Linked DNA regions of Mus musculus: regions 2, 3, 4, 5 and 6 are each linked to region 1. The links are chromatin loops, found by intact Hi-C in ENCODE. Cell type or tissue: gastrocnemius. All regions are shown on one strand.

What was found. Peaks named below come from ENCODE experiments on the same cell type or tissue, not always from the same donor. Only the 100,000 strongest peaks of a DNase experiment are listed, where the experiment ranks them.
Region 2: a loop joins it to region 1, with 2.2 times the contacts of the local background. A loop is called at or near these places in 9 of 42 quality-filtered maps.
Region 3: a loop joins it to region 1, with 6 times the contacts of the local background. A loop is called at or near these places in 16 of 42 quality-filtered maps.
Region 4: it touches region 1 in a loop (4-fold over the local background); 22 of 42 quality-filtered maps call a loop at or near these places.
Region 5: a loop joins it to region 1, with 5 times the contacts of the local background. A loop is called at or near these places in 7 of 42 quality-filtered maps.
Region 6: a loop joins it to region 1, with 2.2 times the contacts of the local background. A loop is called at or near these places in 4 of 42 quality-filtered maps.

Annotation. Positions count from the first base shown.
Region 1 is chr11:88,725,206-88,730,205 of GRCm38, forward strand. C030037D09Rik (RIKEN cDNA C030037D09 gene) reads left to right here. Exons shown (of 4, transcript NR_038058.1): 3 at 2,336-2,435; 4 at 2,954-3,367. Among named protein-coding and RNA genes, the nearest start is that of C030037D09Rik, 9.1 kb to the left of the region's middle. In gastrocnemius, no CTCF peak of the experiment used is centred here; DNase peaks (open chromatin) are centred at 2,833, 3,153 and 3,480; H3K4me3 peaks cover 371 bases; H3K27ac peaks cover 1,984 bases.
Region 2 is chr11:88,219,544-88,224,543 of GRCm38, forward strand. No RefSeq gene overlaps it. Among named protein-coding and RNA genes, the nearest start is that of Gm38534, 8.9 kb to the right of the region's middle. In gastrocnemius, no CTCF peak of the experiment used is centred here; a DNase peak (open chromatin) is centred at 2,220.
Region 3 is chr11:88,249,371-88,254,370 of GRCm38, forward strand. It overlaps Gm38534 (a long non-coding RNA gene), which reads left to right. Exons shown (of 4, transcript XR_001780289.2): 2 at 4,352-4,525; 3 at 4,867-4,955. Among named protein-coding and RNA genes, the nearest start is that of Gm34366, 18 kb to the right of the region's middle. In gastrocnemius, a CTCF peak has its summit at 3,039 (motif pointing right); DNase peaks (open chromatin) are centred at 1,431, 3,043, 3,751, 4,036 and 2 more places; H3K27ac peaks cover 1,467 bases.
Region 4 is chr11:88,548,305-88,553,304 of GRCm38, forward strand. The region is part of intron 6 of Msi2 (musashi RNA-binding protein 2); the gene reads right to left. Among named protein-coding and RNA genes, the nearest start is that of 0610039H22Rik, 68 kb to the right of the region's middle. In gastrocnemius, a CTCF peak has its summit at 1,927; DNase peaks (open chromatin) are centred at 2,892, 3,484 and 4,909; H3K4me3 peaks cover 323 bases; H3K27ac peaks cover 4,778 bases.
Region 5 is chr11:88,514,323-88,519,322 of GRCm38, forward strand. All of the region lies in intron 6 of Msi2 (musashi RNA-binding protein 2), which reads right to left. Among named protein-coding and RNA genes, the nearest start is that of 0610039H22Rik, 100 kb to the right of the region's middle. In gastrocnemius, a CTCF peak has its summit at 2,223; DNase peaks (open chromatin) are centred at 64, 371 and 1,129; H3K27ac peaks cover 3,394 bases.
Region 6 is chr11:88,437,467-88,442,466 of GRCm38, forward strand. All of the region lies in intron 7 of Msi2 (musashi RNA-binding protein 2), which reads right to left. Among named protein-coding and RNA genes, the nearest start is that of Mir378b, 87 kb to the left of the region's middle. In gastrocnemius, no CTCF peak of the experiment used is centred here; a DNase peak (open chromatin) is centred at 2,174; H3K4me3 peaks cover 559 bases; H3K27ac peaks cover 3,755 bases.

The sequences.
Region 1 (5,000 bases):
AGGACAGCCAGGGCTATACAGAGAAACCCTGTCTCAAAAAAAAAGAAACAAACAAAAAAATAATAACTGTTAAAGTCTCCTTTAAAAGTTAAAAGTGTAGCTATGCACTTTTCTGTGTCTTTCTTCCTCTTACTTTTTGCTTTGTGTGTTTTTTAAAATGACTTATTTATTTTATATGTGAGTACACTGTAGCTATCTTCAGACACACCAGAAGAGGGCATTGGATCCTATTACAGATAGTTGTGAGCCACCACATGGTTACTGGGAATTGAACTCAGGACCTCTGGAAAAGCAGTCAGTGCTCTTAATCACTGAGCCATCTCTCCGGCCCCACTTTGTGTGTGTGTATGTGTGTGTGTGTCTGTGTGTCTGTGTGTGTGTGTGTATATATATATACATATATATATATATATATATATATATACATATATATATATATATATATATATATATAATTTTTTAAGGTCTATTTCATTTTATGTGTCTGTGTATATGTGTAGACATGGTTGTACACATGCTAGGTGAGGCCAGAGAGCATGTCAGGAAATCATACTTAACCCTGCTTGAGTGCTGGGAACTAATTTGGGTTTTAACCCAAAGCCATCCATCCATCCATCCATCCATCCATCCATCCATCTGCGCTGGGATTACAGATGTGTACCACTATGCTCTGAGTATGCTGTGCTAGGGAGAAACCACAGGATTTTGTATATGATAGGCAAGCATTTTACCAAACAGGCATGTGGCTTATTTTAAATCTACCCAGTTTTTAGTTTTACAATTTTTAAAAATAGAGTTCAAGTTTTGGTTTTTATGGGCCCGAGGGTTTTGCCTGCATGTGTATATTTGTACCATGTGCATGACTGGTACCCATAGAATCAGAAGAGGGGATTGGGCCCCCTAGAAATGGAGCTATACATGTTGTGACTCGCCAGGTCAGTCCTGGGAACCCAACCCCAATCCTTTGCAAGAGCGGCAAGTGCTCTTAACCACTGAGCCATCTCTGCAGCCTCCGGTGTTTACTGAAACTAGTTAAGTGTTAGAATGATTTGTTACACAGCCCAGATAACTAATCCAAAGAGCCTTCAAGATGCACTTTCTATAGCTGCTTAGTACATAGGTTTGCAACAGGATTCACATGCTAACATTTGTAGACTGCCTTAGTTGGACCCTGAGCAAATGAACTACAGATTAGCTACAGAATAGCAATTGCGTGTTATTAATGTCGTCAGATTGCAACACATTTCACGTTCAATTAACTGAAATGCTCTTTCAGGAGCATGGCTTGGCTCATCTTCTCATCCCTACTGCATACTTAGAAAAGGTCACTGTCAAGACAGAAAAGTATATATGTGATTTAAATGTCTTGACTCAGTTGCTAACAACCGCGAGCGTGTTCTCAAATTGGAAAAGCAAGATGAATTTCAGCTTGCTCTTTTTCCCACAATGCTCTGTTTACTTTCTGGTATTGCATTTCTCTGCCATGCTGGGCGCCTGGCTTATTAAAGAGTCTGTTCATTTATCCGCCTCCCGGAGTCTCACAAGCCTTACTTTTCAAAACAGACATGCCAGACTTCGCACCCAAAATAAAAGTGAGTTGTATTTTTACTAGAAACCATTTAGTGAAATGTGTTTTTAGTCATGAAAATTTCACCAAGTATAAATTCTCTGTCAAAAAGTAATGGGTCCTTTGTATTTTCCTTAAGTAAATAAATAGTTTCTTTCCTCGGGAACCATGACTACTGAGGCCACTCTTGAATTCAGGGATATTCTGTGTTCCTCCAATAGAAAATAAGCATGTATATCAAGATCCTAGGGCAGCCCTTGCCCTGACACCGTGCAATAAGGGAAAGTCACTGGGGGTAGGAAGTAACTGGAAAGAAAAAAGACGGATGTGAGATAAAACAAAACTTTGGTTTGTTTTGTTTTTCGAGACAGGGTTTCTCTGTGTAGCCCAGGTTGTTCTGGAACTTATTCTGTAGACCAGGCTGGCCTCAAACTCAGAAATCCTCCTGCCTCTGCCTCTCAAGTGCTGGGATTAAAGGAGTACGCCACCACTGCCTGGCTGAGATAAAGCAAACTGAATGTTTTTCAAACAGCCTTACTGATCTGACACCTTTATTTATAATTATTTTCTTCTAACGTTGTCTGATAGATATGCAAAAGCCTATTTTAATTTCAATGAGAGAGAAAATGTTTTGTTTTGTTTTTTTCTAACTGGGGAAGAGAATACAAAAGCTTTTCTGGAGTGTAAAAAAGAACACCTAAAATATATTTATCTAATATATTTCCTTTTTCTATTTTTCATTTTCTTTTCCATGTTCTCATTGGACAGATTTGGAAATCTGGTGTTTTGGCTAACGAGTTGTGTTCCTCTTCGCCTCTTATGACTCTCCTTTCTCACCTCCAGTTCAAAATGACTGCAAGCAGCCAAGGTGTGCCAGCTCGGCTTCTCAGGGGTGACCTTCAGAGGTAGTGGGGGCAGGCCTCAGAAAACATCACCTTTAGGAGTTTTAAGAGGTGACCAGGGAGTTTGACTTTAGTCCCCTTCTGCTTCGGCAGGAGACTGGCTTGCCAGGACACGGTAGGTTATAAGAACTTAAACAGGAAGTTTCTGTACTTCTATAAAAAAAGAAAAGCCAAGACCCTAGGGCTGCTCTCCTGTGGCCGTTACACTGTTTAACTTCTGCCTGCCTTTATGTCATTGCTACGCTATTCTTATACACGGAGGTAAATATTTTATTAAACATCTTCGTGCTCGGCAGTTAGGAAGCCCTCTGCTGCCTAGGCCTGGCAGTCGCCCAGCGTTGCCAGGGAGGGGGACGAGGGTGGGCTCGAGAGCTTCACAGAGGAACTGCCCAAGCTCACCGTTCTGTCCAGTACTTAACACCTGGAAACCATTTTCTCCTCTGGCCTCTCAGACTTAATCTTCCATCTCTTCTTTTTTAATCAGCCACCAACTCCGTCTTGATGAAAGGGGCCGGGCTCCCAGAAGAAAATAGCTTTGCCTTTCAACTCCACCTGGAAACGGTTGACATGGCGCTACCTTCACTCAAGCCTCTCCACTAGCCTTGGCGCTTCCCCCATCTCTGCCAAGGCTGGCCCCTGCCAAGCCAATCTAAATATCACAGCTGGAAGTACAGGGTCTCCCCCGCCCCCAACCCTTTCTCCCACACTCTATACGTTGTACCTTGGGACCTTTCAACATTCTCTATGGTCATTCTGAACACCCGCACCCTGCCCATCCACTACGGCAACAGGCTCACAGACCCACAACTACACATTAGATTTTTTAAAAAAAACTTTTGTTCCCCCTTTACACAATACAGGAGGTGGCCACAGCAGCCGGACACAGCACCTCAACAGTGTTAACTCTATTATGTATTTGTATCTCCAGAAGGCCCTTCCAACAAAATCAACAAAATTGCCACTTAATAGAAGAAACGCGCACTTTGGAGGACTGTGGGTGAGCGCGCCCTCTACTGGTGATCAGAGGAAGTGCTTTTTACTGTAGGTTCCCTCTTCTGGTGGAGCAGGGGAAAAAAAAAAGACTGTCTCTCCAGAGTTCAAGTTCCTGCTCCCAAATTCTGACATCTAAATCTCCCCAATTTAGGGGTTTCCTGTAGCTGATGCCAAGACCCACCACGATAGCCCATGCTGCAATTTCTACAATTAATACCAGTCAGCTAAAAAAAAAAAAAAAAAAAAAAAACCTAAAAGGAAGGAAACTTCAATAAGTTGGAATGGAATCTGCTTAGGCAAACATGGTATTGACACTTACAGAAGGACAGAAGGGGAAAAAGGAGCGAGAAAGAAGTATTAGGTGTAACGAGAACAAAGGGTAGACTGTAGCGTAAATTGCTCGCTGGGCAAGACACTCTTGCTAAAAATAAAACTGCCTGGAGAGGACATCACAAATAAAGATGTGCTGTGTCCATGGCAGGAGGAGCCAGCAGCCTTGTGAATCAACGCTACAATTAGAACAATACCAAAACGGGATCATCATCAAAGGCAGGTAGTCATAAATGTGACATGAATTTGAAGTGACCCAAAAAAGTTAATAATGTCAGCATCCTCTTACTTTCAAGGGTGGGACCTCTCAACAGAGACCGGCCCCATTTCTGGGTTCTAAGCAGGCTCTCGAGGTTCCCATCATCTGCTCGGCCAATGTCACATGAGAAAGGAAGGCAGGGCCTGGTTTTGTGTCTACTAGTGTAGGTCACAGATAATTGCAAGCATCAGGGGGAAAAAAAAATCAATTGCCCAAGTGGCTGATGGGAGGAGGCCTGGCCTGACAGAAGGCATTCATTAGAAAGGCCCTTGTGTGAGTGGGGGGGGGGGTGAAGTGGGGGATGGGGGTGGGGGAAGGTTAGCCCATCATAGGCTTGATGTGAGCCCACTGCACCGGGAGGCTGTGGAGAACACAAGTGCAATCTTCAGCTCTATTAATAGTATAGCCGAGTGTGCAAGAACGGAGGCGGTAACTCCAGTCTGTGCCAGCAGGTCAGGCCACACACAGTTTTATGCTCTGTCCTGCAGACTGTGTTTTAAGTCTGGCTGGCAAATTTAAGTTTCTCCAGACAATCGTGAGGATTGGACTTTAGTCTTTAGACAATGCCACGATAAGCCTCACAATCCTTTCACAACGGGCAATATCAGAATGGCTCTCTACCAAATCCGTGGCGCCTCAGGAGCCAGGACTCGGAATTGTGCTTCTGGTATTTTGAGCTTGAGTGTCCCTAGCCGTATAAAGGGACCATAATTACCCGATCTGCCTTCAACATCATTTGGAGAATTGTCTGCTCATTGGAGCCAGAGTGTGTAGATCATCTATGGAGGAGTCCACTGGGTACCAGGCAGAGGGGACATGAAGACAAGTCATGCCACTTGTACTTGTCATTGAGGAGCCTTAAGTCCAATCAGGACAGACAAGCCCACCAACAGATACTTTGTATCCAGTGTGACAGACAAGGATGGGCATGTGTGATGGTTTGAACTGT
Region 2 (5,000 bases), 510 kb before region 1:
CAGCCCGGTGTGGTGGCACACCCCTTTAACCACAGCACCTAGAAGCCTGAAGCATGTGGATCTCTGTGAGTTTGACACCAGCCTTGTCTACCTAGCAAGTTCTAGGACAGCTAGAGCTACACAGAGAGACCCGGTCTCTAAATAAATAAATAAATAAATAAATAAATAAATAAATAAATAAATAGGAGCTGGAGAGATGACTCAGTAGTTAAAAACAAAACAAAACAAAACAAAAACAAACAAGAAAAAAAACCTGGCCGCTCTTCTTGAGATCCCGAGTTTGGTCCCCAGAACCCACACAGCAGCTCACAATCTCCTCTAACTATAGTCTCATGTCATCCTCATGGAATCTGACGCCCTCTTCTGAGTACATGCAGACAAAATGTACATAAAATATGTAAACAAACAAATAAAATAAATTTTTTTTTAAAAAGTGAGTTGCCCTTCTCACTTATGAGCCCTTCTTGAGTAGTTCAGAGCTGAGGTTGCTCTGTCCTGGATGCTGCAAGGATCTTCACTGTGCCTGTTTCTTGTGTGTTTACAAGCAAGAACTCCCCGGGGTCTCTTTAGTGGGATTGCTGGGCTGGGCAGCCCGTCCTTAGCTTTCTGAGCAAGGTGGTTAGTTCTGGGGTGTGTGTGTGTGTGTGTGTGTGTGTGTTGATTCCACTCACTTTACATACTACTTTGCTTACATCTTGTTGGGTCTTTCATCCCCTTTACTCTGATGTACCCAGTGCCTTTGTTTTCGTCATACTAAGGATTTCTGTAAACATCCATTCCTTCACTTTTGCCTTTGTTCGTTTGTTTGTTTGTTTTAACAAAGCAGCATTTAGATAAATAGAGATTCCACAAGTCTCCATGGAACAAAGAACACAATATAGAGAGGAACCCGCCACCAGGGCACGACCCTGAACCTGAAAACTTTGAGGCCGTCAGGATTAAGATAGTCACCACAGCACTAACCCTGGGGAAATGGTCTCTTCTACCTCTAGTGTGGTGCTGGGACTCAAACCCAGGTCCTCTGGTATGCTAGGTTCTACCCACTGTGCCACACCTGTAGCACTTCAGAGTGCTTTCTGCAGTCCGCCAGCTGTCTGCACAGTCTCACTCAAGCTTACAATAGCTCCACTGTTATTCAGCACGCCACAGTCTCTGGTGGGAGGATGTTCTGGTGTGATTCGGTGCATAAGGGTGCTTGCCACCAAGCCTGGCAAATGAGTTTGATCCCAGGACCCACATGGCAGAAGGAGAGAGCTGACCCCTATAAATTGTCCTCTGACCTCCGAATTTACACTAGCATAATAAGAAATAAATGATTTTAAAAAAGGATTTATTTATTTAATGCATAAGAGTACACTGTAGATGTCTTCAGACACACCAGAAAAGGGCATCGGATCCCATTACAGATGGCTGTGAGCCACCATGTGGTTGCTGAGAATTGAACTCATGACCTCTGAAAGAGAAGCCAGTGCTCTTAATGGCTAAACTATCTCTTCATCCCCCAAATAAGTGATTTTTAAAAATGACTTTAAGTGTATGTGCATGTGTGTTTGTGTGTGTGCATGTGTGTCTGTGTGTGCTCATGTATGTGTCTGTGTGTGGTGTGTGTGTGTGTGTGCATGTGTGTATATGTGTGTCTCTGTGTGCATGTGTGTGTGTCTCTCTGTGTACACATGTGTGTGTGTCTGTGGGTGCATGTGTGTGTGCATGTGTGTGTGCGTGCATGTGTCTGTGTATGCACGTGTGTATGTGTGTGTGTGCATGTGTGTGCATGTGTGTCTGTGTGTGCATGTGTGTGTGCGCGCGCGTGTGTGTGCATATGTGTGTGTGTGTGCGTGTGTGTGTGCATGTGTGTGTGTGTGTGTGCGTGTGTGTGTGTGTGTGTGTGTGTGTGTGTACTGTCAACCTTTGGTCGTCATTCTTCGAGAGCTGCTCACCTTGGTTTCTGATAATGGATTTCTCACTTAGCCTGGGGCTCACTGAGTAGACTAAACTGGAGGACCTGTGAGTCCTAGGGATCCTCCTGCCTCCTCCTCCCTGGCGATGGATGATAAGCATGAGCCACCATGCCCAGCTTGTCACTTGGTCATGTGAATGATCAAACTCAGAGCCTCATGCTTCGTCACCAGCAGTTTCCTGACTGAGCCGTCCCTCCTGGGCCCGTGACTGTAACTAAGGGCACTCCTGTTGGGTGGCTCAGGCTGCAGTTTTCACAGTGCCAGGTGGTGGTGGTAGATCCTTGGCATGGATTACAGAGTTGATGATGCTCAGGACTTAGGGGCAGGACATGCAGTGGCCTTGACCTCCTGCATGGTAAGCACCTGGAGTGTTTCGACACACAGGTTTAGGTTAACCATACTGAGAGGAGGGGTCTTCCTGTCCTCCCGGCTCATGGTTTTTTCAAGTTTTAAAGGTCCTTTGGCATGGAAGACCTTCTGCCTGTATAAACATTGGTTTAGGAAGGAAGAGCCCAGTGCGGGCCCACACTCTGACACCAGCCATGCCAGGACACGGAGTGGGCCGCTGCCCATCACTTTCTCCCTTGGCCACCGCAGACTTATTGAGCAATATATTATGAGTGCGCCTCACTCTGATGATGTGTTATGGATAAATCATTAAGGAGGCAGCTCACCGCAGTGATGTATTGGTGTAATAGATCATCAGACTGAAGTCTTCTCCCGACATACGGGCTGGCTCAAAGGGTGGTGTCACTCAGGGAAGAATTAACCCAGCAGCAGAGCTGGCTTAATTACAGGATAAAAGGCTCGTGAATGATAGGCTGAAGTCTACCGCGCCAGCATTTTGATTCTTGATGTAAAAATATAATTGGGCTTCCTGAGAGAACTTCTGATTATTTTCAAACAGCCTTCTGCTTTGTCGCAAGAGCACAACTCGCCATTTGTCCGCAGGGGTGCTTTCTGTTGGAGGTAAGGGGATTTGGTGTGTGTGAGTGTTGTCTTTGGGCCCTTGCCATATCTGAATTATGTCCTTTCTATTTGTAGGCCACAGAATGAGTTACGGGAGAAAAAAATTCAGGCGGCCAACCTTCCAGACCTTCAAAGTAATGGCCATTGGGGTTGAATAGAGCATCCAGATCAAACCTACGTGAGGCAGTGAATCTCAAGTAGTCAACTCTACCTGTGAGCACATATCTGAGGACATCAGTGTCTTCGGGTACTGTCACAGGACAGTTCCAGGTACCCAATATTATGCTGAAAGCTTTCCAGATACTGTGGCATCTAATTTAATTGGCACCACGTTAGGAGACAGGCAGAAACCTACTGTTGTTCTCAGTTATGAGATAAAATCAGCCCAGAGTGGCCTTCTGGCCAAAGTCACCGTGCTGCCCAGTGCTGAAGCCCGAGTACTGCAGGTGACTATCAGCCAGCCCCTCCCCACCCAAGGCTCTGCTTTCTCTGAGGACCCTAAAACAGTAGTGGTTCGACCCACAGACCTCAGCAAGCACCCCGAAGATGGGTTTCAGCTGAGCATGTAGCTCGGTTGGTAGAGTGCTTGTCAAACATGTTCCAAGGCTGGGCTCTATTCCCAGCATGGTATAAACCAGGAGCTCACTTCTGCAGTCAGGAGGTAGAAACGGGAGGACCAGCAGTTTGGGTTGTCCTTGGCTATGTGGAGAGTTTCAGGGGCAGGTTAGGCTACACAAGAACCTGTAACAACAACAACAACAACAACAACAACAACAACAACAATCATTGAAAAAGTGATGCTTTTTAGAAACAGTCTCTTACTATGTAGACTAGGCTGGCCTTGAATTTACAGAGCTCCTTTTAATCACAGAAAGCTGGGATTAAAGATACCATCCAGCTCTCCAAGAAAGAAGTAAGAGCAAGGACAGCCTGAGACCTTTCTTTTCTTTTCAGACATGTTGGTCAAACTGTAGTTACTGCTGAGTACCTACTAAGGCTCCCAGTTTTAGCTCAGTGGTTGACAGTTTGAATCATAGTTAAGGACTATGTTATTATTTGTGAACTATTTTAGAACTATTTGAAAGCTAAGTTATTATTTATTTAAATATTTGCTTTATGATTTACTTATGTGTAGGTTCATGTGGGTGCCCACGGACCAGAAAAGGTCATTGCAACCCCTGGAGCTGTAATTATAGACAAATTCCCATGGTCTGTAAGGGCAACAAGAGCTTTTATCTGCTGATACATCTCTCTAGCCCCTATTTACTTACTTCTGAGCTGAGGTCTCATGTAGCTCAGGTGGTCCTTGAAGTCACTATGTAGCGGAGGTTGACCTTGAACTCATGACAATCCTGCCTCTATCTTCCAGGTACTAAGATTATAGGCTTGGTCTGCTATACACAACTTTATTTTTATTTTTTAGAAAGGGTACTTGCATTATGGCCAGGGCTATTCTGAAATTCCCTACAGGCTACAGCCCATGCTGACCTCAAATTCATATTGATCCTCCTGCCTCAGTCCCAACAGTGCTGGGGTTACAGGCATGGACCACCTCACTCTTCAAGGACACAGACTACACTGGAGGAGGAGGGCTGGGGTTCCAACATTTTGTAACCTGGGGTAGACCATTTAGCTCCTGCATGCTTTGCATTGCTCATGCAAAAAGGATAGCCCAGCACTGCTGCTGCTCTGAGGGGCTATAGGAACCAAGGGAATCTGGATATTAAGAATCTAGCATTAGCTGGGCATGGTGGTGCACATCTTTAATCCCAGCAGAAAGGTAGAGGCAGGCAGATCTCTGTGAATTTGAGGCCAGCCTGGTCTACATAGAGAGTTCCAGGACAGCCAGGGCTACACAGAGAAACCCTGTCTCGAAACAAACAAAGAGCTTAGCATTTTGGGCCCACCTCAGTTGACAGAGTGCTTGCCCAGCATCCAGAAAATCCTGGCTCTGATTCCTAGCCCTGCACGGGCACGGTAGCACATAACTGTAATCCTAGTCATTAGGATGTGGAGGCAGGAAGATCAGGAGTTCACGGCACACACGAAGCACTTTCGTTTGTTTGTTTGTTT
Region 3 (5,000 bases), 480 kb before region 1:
CTCTGCACTCCGTCCATCTTCCATCTCAGTGCCCCGTAAACACGTCCATTTAGTGTCTAGCCCACTAATGGCAGTGGTGAACTTGTGTGCTTGCCTATTTAGTCAAATGCTCGTCAGGTGGGAGGAGCATGACTCCTTAGGAAGGGAAGAGGCTCTGCGGAGGGAGCGGTTGCTGGGGAAAGGCTGACTTCTTTTCAGGCTTTCTTGCCGGACGCACAATCCCACAGTTCATCATCACATGAAATAGGAAAGGAGATTTGTTCTGAGAAACACTGACCCCTTTGCTCCCAACGTTTTTACAAGGTCAGGTGCATCCCGGGTTTATTTAAGAGTGTTATTAGAAACAGCCAGGACCATCCCAGCCCCAGCTGGCCTCACCGGAATGCTCATTTCTTTGGGCATATCACCGGAACAATGAATGAGAGAGACTGATGAAGGAGAGAGAGAGGTGGTTCCACAAGTGTGTCTCTGCCTCTGTGATGGAGAGAAAGAGAAATCTAATGTGAGAATCCAGAAATGGAAGAAGAAGAAGGCCCAAGCTCTACGTAATCAATATTTACAGTTTTCTTTTAAATTTTTAATCACACCGATTTACTTATTTGTGTGTGCTTGTGTGTGTGTGTGAGTGTGTGTGTGTGTGTGCACACACATGCACCATAATGTGCATGTGGAGGTCAGAGGAGAACCTGTAGGAGTCTGTTCTCACCTTCTACCATGCAGGTCCTGGGAATGAACTCAGGTCGTCAGGCTTGTGGGCAAGCATCTTTACCTAGCAGCCCATGCTCACCAGTTTTGAAAACAAGAAGGCGGAGTCTTTATCTCTATTTCATAGATCATTGGTGATAGGCAAGGCACAGAGTCCTGGAAACATCTCTGGCCTCAGGTCATGGGTGGGACCTCCAGTGTGCACTAACTCACTTCTGCAATTAGTACATTTCCTGAGCAGTTACTGTTCCAGACATCAGACTAGGACGTGTAGATACAGTAGTGAACAGAAACAAAGCCCCTCGATTCCCCGGAGCTTAGTCGGAGGAGACAAAGTATCAGATTTATAATAATATATCCAGGGGTGATGACTGCCATGAAAAACTTCATTCTGTAAAGGGGAAGGAATGGGCTTTGCTCTTTATGTAGAAACATGAATGATATAAGGAAGGAGCCCAGTGAATTCAGAGCCTGGGGTCGTAACATTCAGGAAAGAAAGGAAAAAAGAACAGAGCCCCATATGACAGAATCATGCTGCTAGCTAGGTACATTCCAGCAAAGAAGCCTGGCAGACATGAGCAAGGGTGATGACATCAGAGAAGACACCAAGGGTGTGATCATGGATGGCTCTGTTGAGTGGAAGAACTGTACATTCCAAACATGGAATCTTTGGAAAGTCCACTGGCATGTGGAAATACCAGCAGAGGATTGTGGGTAGAAGCTGGGCGAGCAGCCAGGAGATAGTGGTGGTATGGACTATGTAGAATAGTGGAACAAGAAGCAGGAAGAGTCTAGACACATCTGAAAGGTAAAACGGACTAGATCTGCTGATGTTCCGGTTGAGGGTGTGAAAGAAAGAGACAGTAGGAGATTTACAGTTTGATTGGTGGTTAGTTTTCCTAGCATGCACAAGGCTTTCAGTTAGATCCCCCAACACCACATAGAACCACATGGTGGGGCAGGCCTCTAATGCCAGTTCAAAGCCATCCTCAGCTAGATATCGAGTTTAAGGCTAACCTGGGCTACATGAGAGCTTGTCTTAGAAAGGGGGTGGGGGCAGAAGAAAGGTAGCAAGGAGAGAGGATAGCCACATTGTTTGACCAAGTAACCGCATGTGTGAGGTTGCCACTAATAAGTGGGAACGCAGGGATGAGATGTGAGGAGACATGATGCAATGGTTTGCAGAGATAATTCATTGCTGGAGGAGCCGGGGTGGCTGAGAGGAGCCTAGCTGGAGTGGAGGGCACAGTTCCCTAAGCGGGAAGGGGGCCAAGAGCATCCACTAGTTATGTCAAAACCTTGCTAATGGAGGAGGGATGAGGTTTGCAAACAGAGCTCTGGATGCGCTGTGTACAAGTCATGGTGACTTTAAAGAGGGCAGGTGGAGTGCTGTGGGCACCAACACCTGGTCTATCAAACTTGAGAGCTGACAGAAGACACCATGTAGCCTTTCACTGAGTCGGCTGTTGACATTTGGGGTGGGCGGGCGCTCCCTGGAGGAGCATTTCGTGCAGTTGCTTTTTTTTGGTAAGGAGATACTTCAGCATATTTGTAGCCCAAAGAGTAATTCATCAACCAGGGGTCAGGTGGGGATTGGTAGCATGGGAAGCGTGGGACAAAAGGTCCTGGGCCATAACTTTCTCCCTGTCTTTATTGTAGAGCTCTGAGCATTGATCAATGTGTTTAGTAATTGTTTATGGTTGATGTTTTGTGAATGTCTCTGGCATTTATTTCCCCCTTTAGGCAACGTTGTTTTCCTCAAATGTGCCCATGGAACTAGACCAGATCCATTTAATGATGAAAGCGCCTTGGAAAAGCAAATCCCCTGACTTGGGTCCACGAGCCCTAGTTAGCTCTTATCACTCATTTGTAGGGGTGTCAGGCGAATCGATACCAGAGAGTTGCTGTTATTGAAAGCTCAGTGTGCGTTTTACATGAATTATCTCTGTAAACCATTGCTGTGATGTATGCGCTATTGATTATCTCAGTTTAATGAAGAAACCCGTTTTCAGAGGTTAAACCGCATGCCCAAGTCTGAGGGTAGTGCGCGGTGGAGCCATGGCTTCAAACCAGACCGCGTCTTTTAATCGAGGTGCCTTAGAGAGCTACTCCACGCCCCCTAGACGGACTGTTACGCCCAAACTGTCGCCACAGGCAGATGTTAGCACAGAGAGTCTGAACCTTTTTTTCCCTGCCAGGTTGAGCCAGGCAGTGTGTCCTGAGGTGGAAACTCTCTGAATGACAAACCTACAGTCCCTTCTCTGGGTGTCCCCTCCGCCCCATCTTTGTCCCTCATCCCTCATTCGGGCTGTGTGGTACCAGCTGGGCTTGGGCAGCAGGGGGCGCTCTCTCGCCACGAGAGGCCGAGCAATGAGGTCTCGCTCTAGGCTGGAGAGAGACTGACTCCCCAGCTCCCAGCCTCAGCTCCTGTATTCTTGTGGCTAGCAAAGCTACCTCATAGAATCAGAAGATTCTGCGAAGGTTTATGAGAAATCTATGCTCTGGTGGAAGGGTGTTAGGGTGGCATGAGATAGAGGTAGGAAGCTCCAGCTCTTGGGTTGGGTGTTGACATTAAAATAGGGGGATTCCAAGAGGGTCACCAAGCTCAAGGCCTAGCCTCGGCCAGGACTCCTAGGTACTGGGCTGGGGAAGGAATTTGGTGAACCTGAGGTCAGGCAGGCACTGAACAAACACCTACTTTTCTTTTAAAGTTCCTGTCTGAGCTGATTTCTTTCTAAGACTTCCTGCTCTAGGGACCACTGAGATACTGATTTGGGGTTGGAAAAGCAGCTTCCTGCCCTTGCTGGGATACAAAAAAGAGAGATGTGAACCTCGACTTTAGACCAAAGGACTCAGAAGCAGATGTCGTTACTCAGGGCCCACCCTCCTCTGCTCCTTTCCCAAGGCACCACTGGCCATTCGCTACTCTTGTGTGCTAAGGAGCAACTGTCCCTAGGGAAGGCCAGAAGCGAAGGGCAGCCATGTGATGGGCGCCTGAGTCCTGGTGCCACCACAGCTGTCATCTGCATGTGACTGCTTGAGGCCTGGCCAGAGGCACTCCAGGCCACAGAGGGAGAGCCAGGGACACAGCTGCTCCTGCCGAGAGCTCAGCAGTCTGCATCTCTCAGATCTATAATACCAAGCCAGGAAGCAAAGCTAGAGGGAGCCGGAAGGACCAGAGCGCCCCCTGCCCCCCCCCCGCGCCCCCAGGCCCCGCCCCCGCGAACCCCCCCCCGCCCCCTGCGACCCCACCCCCCTACCCCGTGCCTCTCTAAAGCATCCAGAACTGACTCAGCTGCATCAGACTGTGCCCTGTGTCCTGTTGGCATGTCCCCATGCTTCGTCCCTGGAGTGAACTACAACCTGGGACTTCCAGAGGCGGCTATGGTTAGGCAGGGAGCAGCCAGTGTTCTGGAGTAGACCCAGACATAAACCTAATTCTTGATTTGAGAACAGTGGCTCCTCTGAACTGGCTTGATAATGTGTTACCAGCCGGGGCGAGTCAGCCATAGAGGGGCCTGGCAATCCTTCTGCCCTGCAGATTCTTTGACTCCTTCTTTTCTTTCTGTTGCTTTTGTTTGCCTAGTTGAGACAGGACCTCACTATGAAGCCCAGGCTAGGCTTGAGTGAGATCCCTCTGCCTCAGCCCTGCAGGGTGCTGGATCCGGGAATGTGCAGGCTCCTTACTGTTTGGAAGGAGGAATTCTGCAGGGCTCAGAGCCGCAGGTGTTCCATCCACCCTTCAGCTGCACTTCCTGTGGATGAGACCCAGAGAAATGGGAAGATCAACTGGGCAGCAAGTGACAATCACCTACTGAATGTAAGAAATGGAGCCCTGGAGGGGCTTTGTCCTGTTGCTGAAGAGAGGCAACCTGGATTCATGGGACTCCAGGATGGGGGATGGGCAGTTTCAGTGTCGGTGGAAGAGAGGTTGGTTTCTCTGTGATAGAAATGCATGGCTCCAGCAGTGGCTGCTGTCCTGTCCTGCTTGGCTCAGGGGGGCTGCACTGCTGCAGTAGGCATGGGACAGACACTGTATTCCAGTCGTTCCTTGAAGGCTTGAATGCATCAGATTTGGGGTGGCGGGTGGGAGTGGGGGGACAGTGTCCTGTTTTGTTTGGGAAACATACAAGAGCCACTATTCTTTCTGAGTGATTCTAGGTCACTGCTCCTCGAGTCACCAGAACAGACCGTTGTATGAATAAGAATGACGTCTGCGAGCACCCGCCGTGCTCCACTGATTGTATGGGGTGAGTTAGAAACATTTCTGATATTTTCAGCAATACTTTCCGAAA
Region 4 (5,000 bases), 180 kb before region 1:
AGACTCGTAGAAGCCTGCTTCTGGTAAGCAACTTGCAACTTTATCCACCAGTCTCCCTGGTCTGAAATGTAAACTAAGAGACCTGGGTATTCACAGCTAGATCGAAGGGAACAGGAGAAACATTGGTGATATTTCAAAAAAACTTCCTGACACAACCCACCAGGTCGAGGCTGCCCACCAGACAAACTGCTCAGCGCTGGAGGGTAGAGACAGCTTTCATTCCCAGAACAATGTTGGAATGGAACAGAGCTCCTAGCTCAGGTAACCCACAGGGAACCAGCCAACTGGTGTTCCAGACACTGCGGGTATTGGAAGAACAGCTATAAAACCGGAGACTCTAGACGCTGCTCCACATACTTATCCTCTGACTGGCTTGACTGGACAGCCGGGCCTTCCTTGTGTGACAGGAGGAGCCAGGATAATCACACAAATAAGCCAAGCCATCTATAACTGGCCCACCATATCTGGAGTCACCCTTTCAGAACAGGGTGGTCTAAACTTGTTGGCTGGAATCGTCAGAGGCTCTTTGGAAGTGTCCTTAAGGGAGCAGCTGGCTTAGTTAAACCATTGTGAAGCAGCCCACCAGCAGCTAATGGGACTGTACCCACATGGCAAAATCACAAGCCTTAAGGCCTGCCCCAACCCTTCTTCCCTAACACCACCTTCTTGTCCCATCAGATGATAGTGTTCCTCCCATACACTGCGCAGGTGCCAGAAAGCCCCTCCCATTTTCAGCTGCTCTTTCAAACCCCGCCCCCCATGCCTCCTTCTGAACCATGCTTTGAGTCCTGAATCAATTCAGTAAGTCACAATGCTCTTCCAGCAGGACTCACCACTTCTACAAGCCCAGGGCACTTGGGCAAAATACGTGGTCAACTTTTCCTTAAACTGGTGCCCAAAGGGTTGCCATGAAAACTCAGGACTCTGTGGGGACCTAAAGAGCTCACCACCAGGAGCAAGGCCAATGCTTGACATTGTTGACACAGATGTGGCACAATCCCCCAAGGGGCAGAGACAGAGGCTCCCTTGCAGTGGGCCCTTCATTTCTAGCTTCCAAATGCCTCAGGAATAAATCCAAACTCCGCCCTACCCCCGGCAAGCCTCTGGCTCTCTGAAGTCTTCTGGTCTATCGTCCCCTTTTCTCTTTTCTGACCTCACATAGCTTATTCATACCTTGGGCACTGAACAAACCATGTGACCTGCCTCTGAGAGGCAGCTTTGCCCTGGATGCCTAAGTCACTATCCTCACGCCCCCCGCCCCAACCTGGTACTGTTCTTGATGCTGCTCATAATCCGCCGTACTGCCTTTGTGTATACGTGTTCAGCACGCCAGCACTAGAGCGGAAGCGTCACTAGAGCCCAAGTGGCCTAGGCCCCAACCTCACACAGCAGGGACTCCTAAATATCTGACTCAAGACCCAAAAGGCACTCTTTTTGTTGTAGAAGGAAGTTTGGTCGCTCTAGCACCACCCGCCGCAAAGCTCTATGTGGCAGGTTAGCTACAGGGAGACTAATGGATAGCATTGCAGGGTGAAGCGTTGCTGGACCTCAGGGACGCACCTCTGGGGAATACTGGTAAACAGCACAAATTAACAAAAACTAGTTGCATGTTAATATATACTGCCTCCTCCTCAGACGGCTTATGAACACTGTAATTTTCTTCACTAAAACACTGTCTTACAGAACCAACTCCCCTAATTACAGGCGTTTGTATGCATTATAATCTTCATACAATTAAACCTACTAAAAAGAATAAATGGTTAAATGCCCCCTTGCCCTGTCAGTAGCCCATCCCTCCCCTAACTACCAAAACACACGCAAACAAAAACAAAACCCGACAACACAACAGAAACAGACCCAAAGGTGCTGAGAAAGCAAGCACAGCTGAGTTGGCAGTAGACAAAACCCTCAGAAAATTGGAATTCAGGCTGACAGAGCCTTGTCGCCACAGGGGGCAGAGTCAACTTTCAACTTCAAACCCTCTGGCATCTGGGTGGCTCAGCACCTGATTTCAATGTCACATGAAAGGCTCCTAGGTACTGAACAAAATGTCTCATTTCAGGAGCAAGCATCTCCCCTCACACAGTTCATCTCCAGACACACACGTGGTCTGGTGACCCGAAACAGGCTTTGGGGATCTTCTTCAAAAACTTGCACAAAGGCATTTGTGACCAGGGGCTGTTTACCAGGAAGTCTGTGTTGGCTTCTCTGGAGCCAGGCAGGTTTAGCTGATAAACCTTTCTGGGACACTGCATCCTGGAGAAAACAGCCATCAGAGGCTCTCCCTAACAGGCCCAGACACTGGCTATTGGACCAAGAACCCCACCTGCCTTTTGTTTTGAAGACTCAGCACTAGGGTGAAGGAAGGGCTTCCTGCCCCACAGATGAGGTGAATCAGGGCCAGATATACCACTCCAGGGCCTCATCGGGCCCTTTCAACAAGCCCTGTGTGGTAGGAAGGACAGTTATCTCATCTACCTCTGAGGAAAGTGGAGTTCACAGAGGGGGCACATTTTACCAAGGACACATGGCTACAGAGTAATTGTGTCTAGCCTGCAGCCTCAGGAAGCCTGAAGCTGTGGCAGGCCTGCCTTACAGGGGTAGAACTGGCTAGTTCAGATAGGCCAACTTTTCCATTGTCTTTAGGTATCCTTCCCAGGGACCGAACACTCCCAGCTGCACAGAGATGTCCTGTGAGCTTTCCCTACTAGTAGCCTCTGACCAGGACTTAGCAGCAGCAGCAGCAGCAGCAGCAGCAGCAGCAGCAGCAGCAGCAGCAGCAGCAGCATCCGGAACCCCTCTTGAGTAGCTGGAGCACAGGCTGGCACATGAGAAGCAGCAGTTCCTGCTGCAGCCACGTGTGCCACTGAAGCCACCAGGAAGTCTCATTAGTCAGCACCGACAGCTGCTGCCCCAGAACACATGGCCCCTGTGGAGCTCTCTGCAAGCCTCTGCCAAACCAGGGAGTGGGTGGAGAGAAAAAAAAGGGCCAGGAGAAGCAGGAGGCTGAGACACCCAAGGGGCTCCACATGTGCTCCCTCCTTACCTACAGTACAGCTGAGGCCAGAAAAAACTCACACAAAGCCACAAGCCCCTTCCAACCCACTCCCTCAAGCCCCAGCTTTGAACCTTCTAACTTTCTAACAAGGAGCAAGACCCAAAGTACCCGAACCTTCATGTTTCCCCCCAAGGCTGTCTAAGAGTTATCCAGGTGACTCCTAACACCTTCCAGGCTGGCCTGAAAGAGTGTACATCACAGCTAGTAGCCTTTCCTCAGCCCTTGGGTTTGGATTAGGGCAGGGTTTTTTGTTTTGTTTTGTTTTTTAAATAAGCATTCTCAGGTCCTCTCCTCCTGTCTCACAGCATCAAATTTCCAGCCCTGTCTGCCAGAGATATCCTAAGGCCCCCAGAAATGCCAGCAGGAGATGCCATTCTACACACCTGTCAGGAAGATCAGGAAGAAAGGAAGGACTACATGGCCACAGGCCAGTGCCTTCCTCATTTCCACTCCACCCTGAGGGGCCTTTCCAGGGTCTCTTCAACATCCTCCCTCAGACTTCACCCACCTCATCTTGGACAATAGAATGCAGGGTTGTAGCTGTTTCCCAGGAGAGGGGACACACTGAACAAAACATCCATTCCTTCTCAGGAGGATAGGTGGCGAGGCTGGCTGACTAGTCAGTATGGAAGCCAGTGAACGCCATGCTACTTATGAAAAGCAAACGCGCATGCACCATCCCCTTCAAGCGGTTACATTTCACGGCAATTCCTCCTTAAGGGAGTGAAGCCACTCATGCCTGAAAACCAAGAAGGTCAACATCCTTTGAGGGTTTATCAAAATCGGCTGTACTGATGTATAAGACCATAATGTAAAGTGGAACCCAACTTTTATGCCTGAAGGCATGGACAAGAGGAAGCGCTGGAGGAAGAGGGTCTCCTCCTGAAGCGACCAGAGTGAAATTACAACAAAAGAAACCCCTGCATGTAAGGTATTTGCCAAGAAAGTGGTGAAAAACACCGTGACTATTACTGCTGCCTGTATACCCACTGTGTGCCAGGCCACAGGCTGGGTACTCCTTATGTCCCAATTAACCACCATGACAGCAGGGAGGTAGGAAGGCAGGCAGGCTGAGAGAAGGGAAAGCGGCACACTTATCACAGAAGAGCTTGTTCTCCCCAGGGTCTCCTTCTCCTCAAGTAGGCTCCAAGAGTTCAGAGGTCCAAACAACTGTAAAGCTCTAAAGCCGAGGTTCAAATGCTGTTCTTAGTCACGGCAGAAGCCTTTCTCTGTACTGGTACTTTAGTGTTTAGTTCTCTAAAAATCCCTGGCCCGGGGGCGGGGGGAGCACGGGCCAGAGTGATGGCTCATTGGTTAAGAGCACTCTTCCAGAGGACTGGAAGTTCAATTCCCAGTACCTACATGGCAGCTCACAACTGTCTGTAACTCCAGTTCCAGGGGATCTGATACCCTCACAACAATGCATATAAAATAAAATTTAATTAATTAAAACAAAACAAAACAAACACCCTGGCCTCATCATCTCTGCAGCCCAAGCCAGCAGATCTCAGACTGCAAGATGCACAGCAGCATACAGAACACACTCCATTTCTCACTCCTAGAGAGGCAAACTGGGATGTTCAGACTCAGGCCACTGCCACTTAGGGCCAAAAATTAACACCAAATTGGCCTTGGAGGGAGGAGCATACTCCCTGCATCTCCCTGCTCAGCCATCTTGTCCCTGCAAGTCATCAGCCCAGGCGAGGGAGTGGGTGGTTCTGAAAACCCATCCCCGTCAATGGAAACAAAACATAAAGGCTGTGCTCACATCCATGGGTTACCAGCGTCACTGCCTCCCACAGAAGGCCGCGCTGCTCAGCCTGAAAACATTCTCTCCAGTGTGGCCAGGTGCCTGCTGTGATGGGGCAGCAGCAGGGGGCAGTGTTGACAGGAAAGAGATCCCAGAGCTCCGTCTCTTAGCCTCAGGAAAAAGACTGGAGGC
Region 5 (5,000 bases), 210 kb before region 1:
CTGGCCAATTTGGAATTCCAAAGTTCATGCTTGGAAGTCCAGAGGCATTTGGCTCCAGTTCAGGGGAGCTTCTTCCCTGCTGAGTAGACCTGCTCTCTCCTCTGTCCTGTCTCCCTCCCACCTTCAAAGCACTTGCTCCCAGCAGCCCCAGCCCCCCTCACCTCCCTGCCTGACGCTCTTCTCCAAGTGGCTCGTTCTCTCTCTCTCTTTGAGTTCATCAGACACCCAGAGATGACATCCAAACCCTCTTTTGATAGAAGAGTGCTATCCAGACCCCAGAAGCCATGCAGTCTGCCCAAGGCCACTCACAGCCAGTTGGCAGTAGAGCTGGGACCAGAAACCAAGGCTCTTAATGGCCCTTAATGGCTCTGATGACACATAACTGAGCACGAAGCTAATACAGAGACTGCCTCCGGCCTGGCCAGCTCCTGCCAGTGCTTCTTCCAAGAAGCTCCCCCGGGAAGGGCATGTGGAGCCCTAGGCCAGTACATCAGGTTCCCTCTTGCCATGTTTACACGCTGCCAGCTTCACTGGGCCACCATTTTTTGCAGGATCTGAACAGAGTCATGTTTGCCTCTGGAAAAGCGCAAGGCACACATACTGTACACAACCCTCCCCTACCCCAATCACCTTGGATGAAGAATCAGCAAAGCTCTGGTCCATATACAAAACCCCCATAAGCTATGACATGACAGTAGTTAAGAAGGAATTAAAAAAAAACAAAAAAAAACCAACCTTGCCAAAGGAGAGGCAATTTCAGCCCATTGCTGATTATCTTTCATTATTCCACTGAGCTTCCGCAGATGCTAAAGGAGGCGGATGTTTAGGATGTATGGAAATATCATTTCCTCCTGGGACAAGGAGGAGGGAGGTGGGGTGGCTATATACACAAATGAGTTTTCCCCTGTTTTTTTTTTTCCTCCGGTAAGCCTAGTACTACCCTCAGGAGAAAGGAGGCCCACTCTGGGAACAGCTTGATCATTGGGACAAATGAAGGTGGCTTAGGCTGCTGCTCTGGGCTCCTTCCTTTGGGCTCTCTCTATTTACTCCTCCCCCCCCCCCCCACACACACACACTTGCTAGGGACCCACCATGAGCCTGGCACAGAACTGGGGATTGGCAGGAGCGCCCATCTACTAATAACATGATAGACAGGCAAAAACAATACCAATGAGGCCCTGGGCCACACAAACAAGAGGATGGGAGCAGAAGGAGGGAAATATAGCTCAATGGTCCAGGTGGGGAAGGAACAAGTTAGCTGGCAGGCCCACAGACGGCTGCTGGTGTAGGGATGGATATGTGGAGTGTGGAAAGGCAGAAAGCTCCAAGCAAGGGTACAGCTCACTTAAAAAGACCGTGTTGACATAGCGTATAGTATGTTCTATCTGGGTTGGCGAAACCTGGGCATGTGGGGAGGCAGACATATGGAATACCCATGCTGAAAGACCTTCCTTAGGCTTTCTTCTAGAGGGCCACAGGGCCACAGGCTGGGCAGAGAAGTGGCATGGAGAGCCCAGCCTCCTGATGCTGTTCCTCTGGCAGCAGATGAAGGATAAGGCAGAGGAAGCCAAGCCTGAAGGTCAAGGAAAGAGCCTGGCCGCTTCAAGGACAAGTGCTAGGAGAACAAGAGCCAAAGACAGAGTAGCCAGAGAGAGGGGCAAGCCATGTTTCCAGGGTACAATAGAGAAAGTGATGCCTGTGGATCTGTGGGGATGGTAAAAGGGAAGGCGTAGAGATGCCTTCTCCCTTCCTAAATCCCTGAGGTGGAGCACCAAGGCACAAGATCTGATGACAGCCTGAGTGGATCCTAACAATGCAAACACAACTCCTGGATTGGCACCACACTTGGCTCTGCAGGGTCATGAACTGACTCCAGAGCATAGCCCCGGAGGCTACACCATGTGGTCCTAAATCCTCCGCACTTCTCACATCTGTAACCTCAAGCCACGCCCTAGAGCACCCTAGGCTTCCAGTCTAGGCTCCCTCCCCTGCCTGGCAAGATTGGCTTTGCTCTCTTTTACAATCACAAAGCCCTAGGCCTACACACAGCTCTGTCCTTGAATTACACTCTCTGATTCTGTAGCCAAGGACATGGATGGTTCACTGGGTCTCTGTGCCCTTTGTACAAATTGGGGATCTTGATCTACCAATACACTGCAATACCATAAAAGCCAATAAGCAGAGCTGAAGGCCCGTTTCAGTCTGACTCTTCCATCCAGCCTCCAGATGGGGCCACTACTCCCATACTCCCTATTCAGGATGAAGGAGCTCAGATAACTTATGCAGAGCAAAGAAAAGGCACCAACAAACAAGCTTTCCAGACAAAAGTCGGTAAAATAAACCCCACATATTCTCCGCATATAATGTACGGAAATCACTTTCAAGTTCTCTTGCAAGAGAGAGATTATATAAATGCTATTTCTCGCGTGATTCCAATGACCCGAACTATTTTTGGAGTCTCATTTTGGCAGCTAAGTATGCTTTGCTTTGGCTGGGCTGGGTTTTTGTTTTGTTTTGCCCTTCCCTATAGAAAGGAGACTCAGCTCATTTGGATTAACTGAACTGAAAAGAAAGCAGTATCTCTGCTCTAATTCCACAAGGCCAGAAGAGCCCTTTATAAATTCATTTCTGGTTCTCAGATAGTGTTTGTGAACCTGTTGATTAGAGGAAGGGTATTGCCTATATTGGCTAGGAGGGGGGAAAAAATCTCCCTGTGATGTCCCCCCTCCTTCACCAACTGAGCAGCGGAAAGCGAGGCTCCCACCCACGTGGGTGCTCAAAGTCAGAGAGCAATTTGCATGAGTGGAAAACTCATTTCAGAAGCAGCAGAAGCTGTTACTCTGACTTTGTATTCTGGGAAGGTGATTGAAGGCATGGGCCTGGCTCGAGAAAAACCAAGTCCCCAACCCCAGGCTTTCCAGAGCTCACACAAAGGGAAGCTGATCTGGAGCACTGGTGTGGACCTGGTGCATTGACACTGACCTCGTATGCTGGGGCAGATCTAGGTAGAACTGGTGCACTGGGATACAGGCACTGGGATACAGGCAGACCCCAGAACACTAAGGGGGAGCACTGGGGTGGGGGGATGGGGGAAAGAGCCTGGCATAGTGGGGTGGATCTCGCACACCACTACAGCAGACCTTATGTACTGGTGCAGATTTGGTGAAATCGTATAGATGTGGCATATTGGTGTGGCATGGGCAGTCTTAGCCGACAAGTGGAGTGGGCTTGGCCTGGCAGCGTTGATGACCTCTTCCCGCTCTGACATGCCAGAGTTGGAAAGTCTACGGCTGATTTGCAACTTCACCCCTACGCTACTTTTGCTAAGACTAGAACAGTCCAGGCCTGTGTGTTCAAGGCCAAGCAGTCCGTTTGTTCTGAAACAAATGGAAAATAGAGCATGCTCAGAACACGTATGAACTGCAAGGTCATAGCTCTACAGGGCACCACGAAGCAGCCCAGACCAGCACCGTGGAAGATTCAGCAACAGGGAGACATGGGTCTCTTCCAACACAGCACACCTTCTTGCTGGCAAGTGACGCCTATGTCAAAGAAGCATGAGAAAATGACCAGGAAGTTTCGTCAATGGGGGGGGGGGGGATGATCACGTCTACTGGGACATAGACCAGTGAAGGCCTCATGGCATCAGAACTGCTCTTCAAGGGCTGGAAAGACAGCTCAGTGTTTGGTTGCACTAGCCACTCTTCTGGGTGACCAGGGTTTGGTTCTTGGCTCCCACATAGCAGCTCACAGCTGTCTGTAGCTCCAGCTCCGGGGGACCTGACACCCTCATACAGATAAGCATGCTGTAGATGCACCACTGTACATAAAATAAAAATAAAACCCTAATTTAAAAAAAAAAAACAAAAAGAAAAAAAAAGAAATAAAAAAAACTGTTCTTCAAGCTGAGCGTGGTGTCTCACACCTTTAATCCCAGCACTTAGTAGGCAGAGGCAGGCAGATCTCTATGAGTTAGAGGCCAGCCGGGTTTTCAAATATGAGTTCCAGGAAAGCCAGGGCTACAGAGAGAAACCCTGTCTCTAAAACCCCAAAAGAGGCAAACAAATAAATAAAATAATACCGACTGCTTTTTAAGCAAGTGTACAACCTCTATTTGTTCTTTACTATTCTAGGGTTTTGTTTTTGGTCTGAGCCAGGGTTTTCTGTTGTGCCACTGGCACATCCAAAGATGACCTTGAACTCTTAATGTTCCAGTCTCCACTTCCAAACCCTAGCCCTGCAGACGTACTTGACTACACCCAACTGATGTGGTTCTGGGAAATCAAACACAGGATTTCATGCATCATGAGTAACTACTCTACCAACCAAATTCATATTTTGTTCTCTTTTTTTCCCGTCAGGGTTTCTCTGTTGTCTTGCCTGTCTTAGAACTCACTCTGTAGACCTGGCTGGCCTTGGACTCAGAGATCCACCTGCCCCTGCCTCCCAAGAGCTGGGATCAATCACCATCGCTTCCTGTTAGGCTCCACCATTAAGAGGTGCGAGAGGGAAGCTTCGAGGCCACAGGGGAGAGCCTCTAGTTTGGGGGAGGGGACTTTTCCTATCCACTTATGGTTCCTGAACATCAGACCCCAACGATGCTGTAGAATTCTGGTACTGACAGTTCCCTCTCTGTAGCAACTAAGACCAAGTAAGGTTCCTTGCTAAGCGCACAAAAGCAGTGACAGACATATGCCTCTATGCCTGTTTTATGCTGTGCTGGGGATTAAACTTTCGAGGCAAGTGCTCTAACAACTAAACCACCCCATTATGCTTGTCACCCAGATGTTTTCATTTGGTTTGGTTTGTGTTTTCGAGACAGGGTCTCTGTGTAGCCCTGGCTGTCCTGAACTTGCTCTGTAGATCACACTGGCCTCAAACTCAAAGAGATCCACCTGCCTCTGCCTCCCTCGTGCTGGGATTAACAGTGTGTACCACCACACCCAGCCAGCCCCCTAAGTCTTAACGAATGTAACTCTTCCAGGCTTCAGTGGGGCAGG
Region 6 (5,000 bases), 290 kb before region 1:
GAACCATTTCCAGCCCCCCAGTGGAAATAATTTAATGGTTGGGTATCACCACAACATAAGGAACTGTGTTTTAAAGGGTTGCAGCATTAGGAAGGTTATGAACCACTGGTCTAGAGTGTGTGTGCACAGGCAAACTCTAATCTCACAATCCTGGGCTGCCCCACCTCAGAGTAATTCACAGGTCCTCCACAGGGTCAACGCTGTTAAAATCATGGGCCGAGATTTTAGTCTGCATGGTTCACAGCTGAATTCCCTGTTACTAGAACTTGCACTCAATAAAAAAATTGTCAAATGCATGAATGAATCTGAAAAATGGGAATCCCAGTGATATCCTCCCTATGTGTCTTATTAATAACTCGACGAAGTAAGTCATCTTGCACAAAACACCATGCAGCAGAAAGGATCAATACTCAGAAACTGCTGGTTATCAATACCATTATGACTTATTGTCATACCATTATTGCTCCACAAGGTCATCATAAAGAACTGCACATTTGTAAGGTATAAAAGCAAACTAGTACCTTTACACTAGCCAGTAAAAAGGACAGATAAGACAGCCACCTCCAGGAACACAGTGAAGCCCAGTAGACGTGCCCCCAAGATGCTGGCCTCATTTTGCTATTGGATACAAGTGACCAGGATCACTGTGCCCATCTGGGACACTCAGGCTAAAATGCTAGGCATGTCGTCACTCGCACGGCAATTCAAGTGAGAATACCTCTAACCATTGCACTGTCAGCCAATGTTTAACAGAGCAACCTCTGTCATCCAGCTACGGTAGCAACAAACACAGAAGCTTGAGGACAGAAACCTAAATCAGATTCCTCTAAAGCAGGACGGCAAGGGAACAGGTGCTGCTTAAATGTGGCGCCACAGTGATGTGTTGGGGTTCCACAAGCTGGCAGACAGGTTGGGAATGGGATGAGAAAGGGCTTTTGTGCTAGAGGCTTCGTGCCCCCTCCCCTCCAGAGCTAGTCTCCTTAGATTCAATCAATACTGGCTTAGCACCTGAGGCTGAACCAACCATGCCTCAAGGTGACAAAATGAGCAGAGATTAGCCAGGCCGGAAGAACTAATTCCCAGCAGCTTTCTCTAAGGATGCGGGAACTAAGTAGTTCCTTGGAGCCAGTGCTCTGAGGCTGTGCCCTACAAAAACTAGCGAGAAGCAGCTTAGGACTGGGGGAAGTGGGCTCTACAAATTCCTCTTCTGGAGGCTTCTATGTCAGGTCTTTGCTCTTTCCCAGCTTGCTGGTGCCAAACACCATCTTGCTTAAGCAGAATCACCCTTTCTGGAGCAGGATGAGGGATCAGGCTCAAAATAATTCTCACAGTCAGACTTACAGGGACCTAAATAGCTTTGCTGATTAAACCTTTGGATCCTCATCCCAACCTGTGATATTCCTCCTGGGTGGTGCCAAATCCTTCGCTGGTTCCCAGCATACGCTGGCCTGAGGACACACTTGCTAGGGTCACCTGTCTTTGCCGGGCCTGGCCTCACATCTGCTCATTGCTTCTGCTGATGAGCTTTTTCAGATCTAGACACACAGAGACATGAAGCACCCTCCTTTGGGGACTGGAGACTAAGAGTAGCTGTAGGTGGGTCGAGACGACAGGAAGGGATACAAGTGTTTGGAAGGAGAGGGCTTGCGTATCTCCTGGCTTTTGAGGGGCCCAAGGCCCACAGTCAGCTGTGGGGTGAGACTGGATTTTCCCATCTGGCATAAGCTGCCCACCTGCCCAGCTGGAAGCAGAGAGCAAAAGAAGTGGCGACTGTCTCGCTTTGCTCTTGATGTGTCATTATTATAATTACTGTTATTATTCCACCACAGTCTTTTTCAAAACCATTCCCATAGGTTATTTTACTGTCCCTTGACAATCATCCAATGAGGGACTTCAGAAGGGATTATTAGCCCTCATGTCAAGTCAAAGGAAAATAGAGGAACAGAGTTAGAAGCCCCCCGACCTTGACCACAGAGTGAATCAAACAACAAGGACAAGAGGAATCGGCCCCAGTCACCAGATCTTCAGTACCCAGAGGAGAAAGTGGACCTGCCACCTACCAGAAGCAGGACCTCCAGGGGGGCTGCTCAGCATCTGGTCCCCCTGCTTAGCAGCCCTGCACCAGTCCCAGTTCAACCACGTGACAACAGAATACAGTTGAAGCTCTGCCCCAGGCTTCACTGTGACACAGCAAGACACCTTAAAGCTCGGGCTTTGCCCAGATCTGCACATGGTAAAGCAACCTGGTGCCCAACTTATTGCTCAGCAAAGTCCTGGGGAGAAGCTGACCCCCACCAACTCTCAGACACTAGACTCCAAGATCAGTTCATGAGGACGCCCTCCCCTTAGCGACCATCTATCTATCTATCAGGTACAGCTTAGAGACATGACATACAACAGCACACATCCCTCTGCTTACTGCAGAACTCAGACTGCACCCAATGAAGTATGGGCATTCTGAATCCTCCCGCTTTGTAACAAGTAGCTTGCTGTCTGGAGAAATAGTTTAAATAGGCACAGCTCATGGAGTGAGCCGTGATACATTCCCAGGCTAGTAGAAATCTGAGATTGAGGGCCAAAAGAACGGGGAGAGTCGGGGAGGGGAGGGCAGGGCAGAGGCATGGCTGGGTCTCTAGAACCAGCTCCCCGGCAAAGCTTTGGAAGACTCAAATGATTACGGTGCAGATTTGAGTCCACCATAACTCCTCCACCAGAGAAGCCTCTTGTCACAGCTTGGAGAATTTTTCTGCTTAAAAACAAAAACAAAAAACAAACAAACAAACTAAAAACCCTGCTGCTCGAGGTAGTTACTCTCAGATACATCCTGATGTATCAAAGACTTCAGGGGAGGAAAGACTGCAAGGACCCCCGGGACCCCCTCGGAGACGGCCTTGATATGTAAGCTGGGCCCGGGAATTGATATTCTTTAAGAGTCCCAGGTGATGCTCATTCTAATGTGATTCACAGTGTGTATAAATTTTATAGCTTTCTTCATGCAATATTATGTCATCGCCATTTCACATGTCATTTAAAAACTCTCTGTAAACATCATTTTAATGGATGTGTAATAATCCATCATGTATGTGAACGCCCTGTAATTTCCTTTCAGTTTGCTTTTGTAAGTGTTCTCCTGAGCGTGCTCGCTCTCACAGGGCTCCGCGCCTCTGCAGACTCAAGGTCTTTATCTATCCAAACAGGTCTGCTTCCCTAGCCTTTCCCGCCTCCCCCAGAGGTCGGCCATCCATGGGCTCACTTGGTGCAGACACTTGGGATTAAGGACGGCTGGTGTCCTGCTGGTTCACCTCCCTGGGCTTACTTCCTGACTGATGAACCCAGCTACTTCTGCTGGGGCCTGGGGGGTGGGGGTGGGGTCACTGTGGCTCCATTCACCTAGAATGGCCTGATGGGGAAAGTGGACCCTGTAGTGATTTATTCAAGCTCCTTGTTTTGAGATTCTCATGCAGTTTCCAGGAAGCTCACTGTTATGGACAGTTCATCTAATTAAAAGGCCATTCTGAAGCTTATTTTGGATCAGAAATTAGGTCAGGAGTAGCTTCCTTATTCTTCTATACCAGCTCCTTCTTTCCTCCTGTGTCTTCTAAGCACTGTGTGTGTGTGCACGCTATGTCCACATCTAAGTGCATGTGGGTATGTGTATACATATATGTGCATGCATGTGAAGGTCAGAGATTGCTACCAAGTGTCTTCTCTTAATCACTCTCTACCTAATTTTTTTTGAACAGAGCTCACTAACTCATGTTGCTTGTCCAGCTAGCTCCAGGAATCTGCCTGCTTGTCTCTGTAGTGTTGGGATTTGCAGACATGAGTTACCATACTCAGCTTGTTTTAGGTACAGGGGATTGAAACTCAGGCCCTCATATTTGAACAGTGTTCGAACTGAACCCTCCTTTAGCCTCTCTTTTCTACATGTCTTAGAAAAACCAGGGGGCTGGCGACATGGCTCAGTGAGTAAGAGCTCTGATTGCTCTTCCTAAGGTCCTGAGTTCAAATCCCAGCAACCACATGAGAGTGGCTCACAACCATCCATAATGAGATCTGACGCTCTCTTCTGATGAATCTGAAGACAGCTACAGTGTACTTATGTATAATAAATCTAAAAAAATAGAAAACAAAAAGAAAAATCAGTATCTCCAGAAATTGGGGGGCTTCACAGTACAGGCTTTTAAGGTGTTTTGGAACTTCAAGTTCATTTCTAAAATTTCAAGTCAGGTGGGTCAGGTCTTGCACAGAGAGGGGTCACTGTTCTCCAGAGAAAGCCCGAGTTTCGGATGATCCACCAGCAAAACCACCACCCAAGACTCAGGCAGGGCCAGAGCCGCCCTTTCCGCATCTTCTCTCCAGATGTTCTAGGAGGGAGCAAACACCTGGAGAGCAGACACTTCCAACATGCTGCTACTTGTCATCAGGGAGCTATCACACAAGGCCTTGCCATTTCCCATCTGGGAACATCTGGCCAGCCCATGACCAGAAGCACATACTTGCAGTTACCAACACGCTCGCTGGCTCAACCCAGGCTCAGCCCCCGAACCTGGTCTTCCCTCCTCTAATCCCCTGCCCCACACCTCACTTCACCCGCCTCAACCTAGCCCCATGGAGCTTTACTGCCAAACAGATGTTTCACCTGATCCACAAGCTCCCAGGCACACAGCCAGAAGGGAAAGAAAGGGGTCCGAGAATGGTGTTAAAAGAGGCTGCAGCGTGTAACAGTCTTCTGGGACCTGAGAGTACTCTGAGGGTTTCCCCCTCAGGGCCTCAGTGCTAGCCAGGCCCAGGTGTGCTCATTCTGCCTTGTGACCCTTTTCTCTCACCAATAAACACCATCACAGCTCTCTAGCGTCCCAGAGGTTCGCCTTGGTGTAAAGCTATCCATTTCTCATGCTGCAGGCCCCACAATAAGGCTACTGTAGGCACCTTCCTCATCTCAGGGAGAAGAGAGATCGGTGGCTGCAGTTAGGTGTCAACTGTTAGGAGCTGGGTCA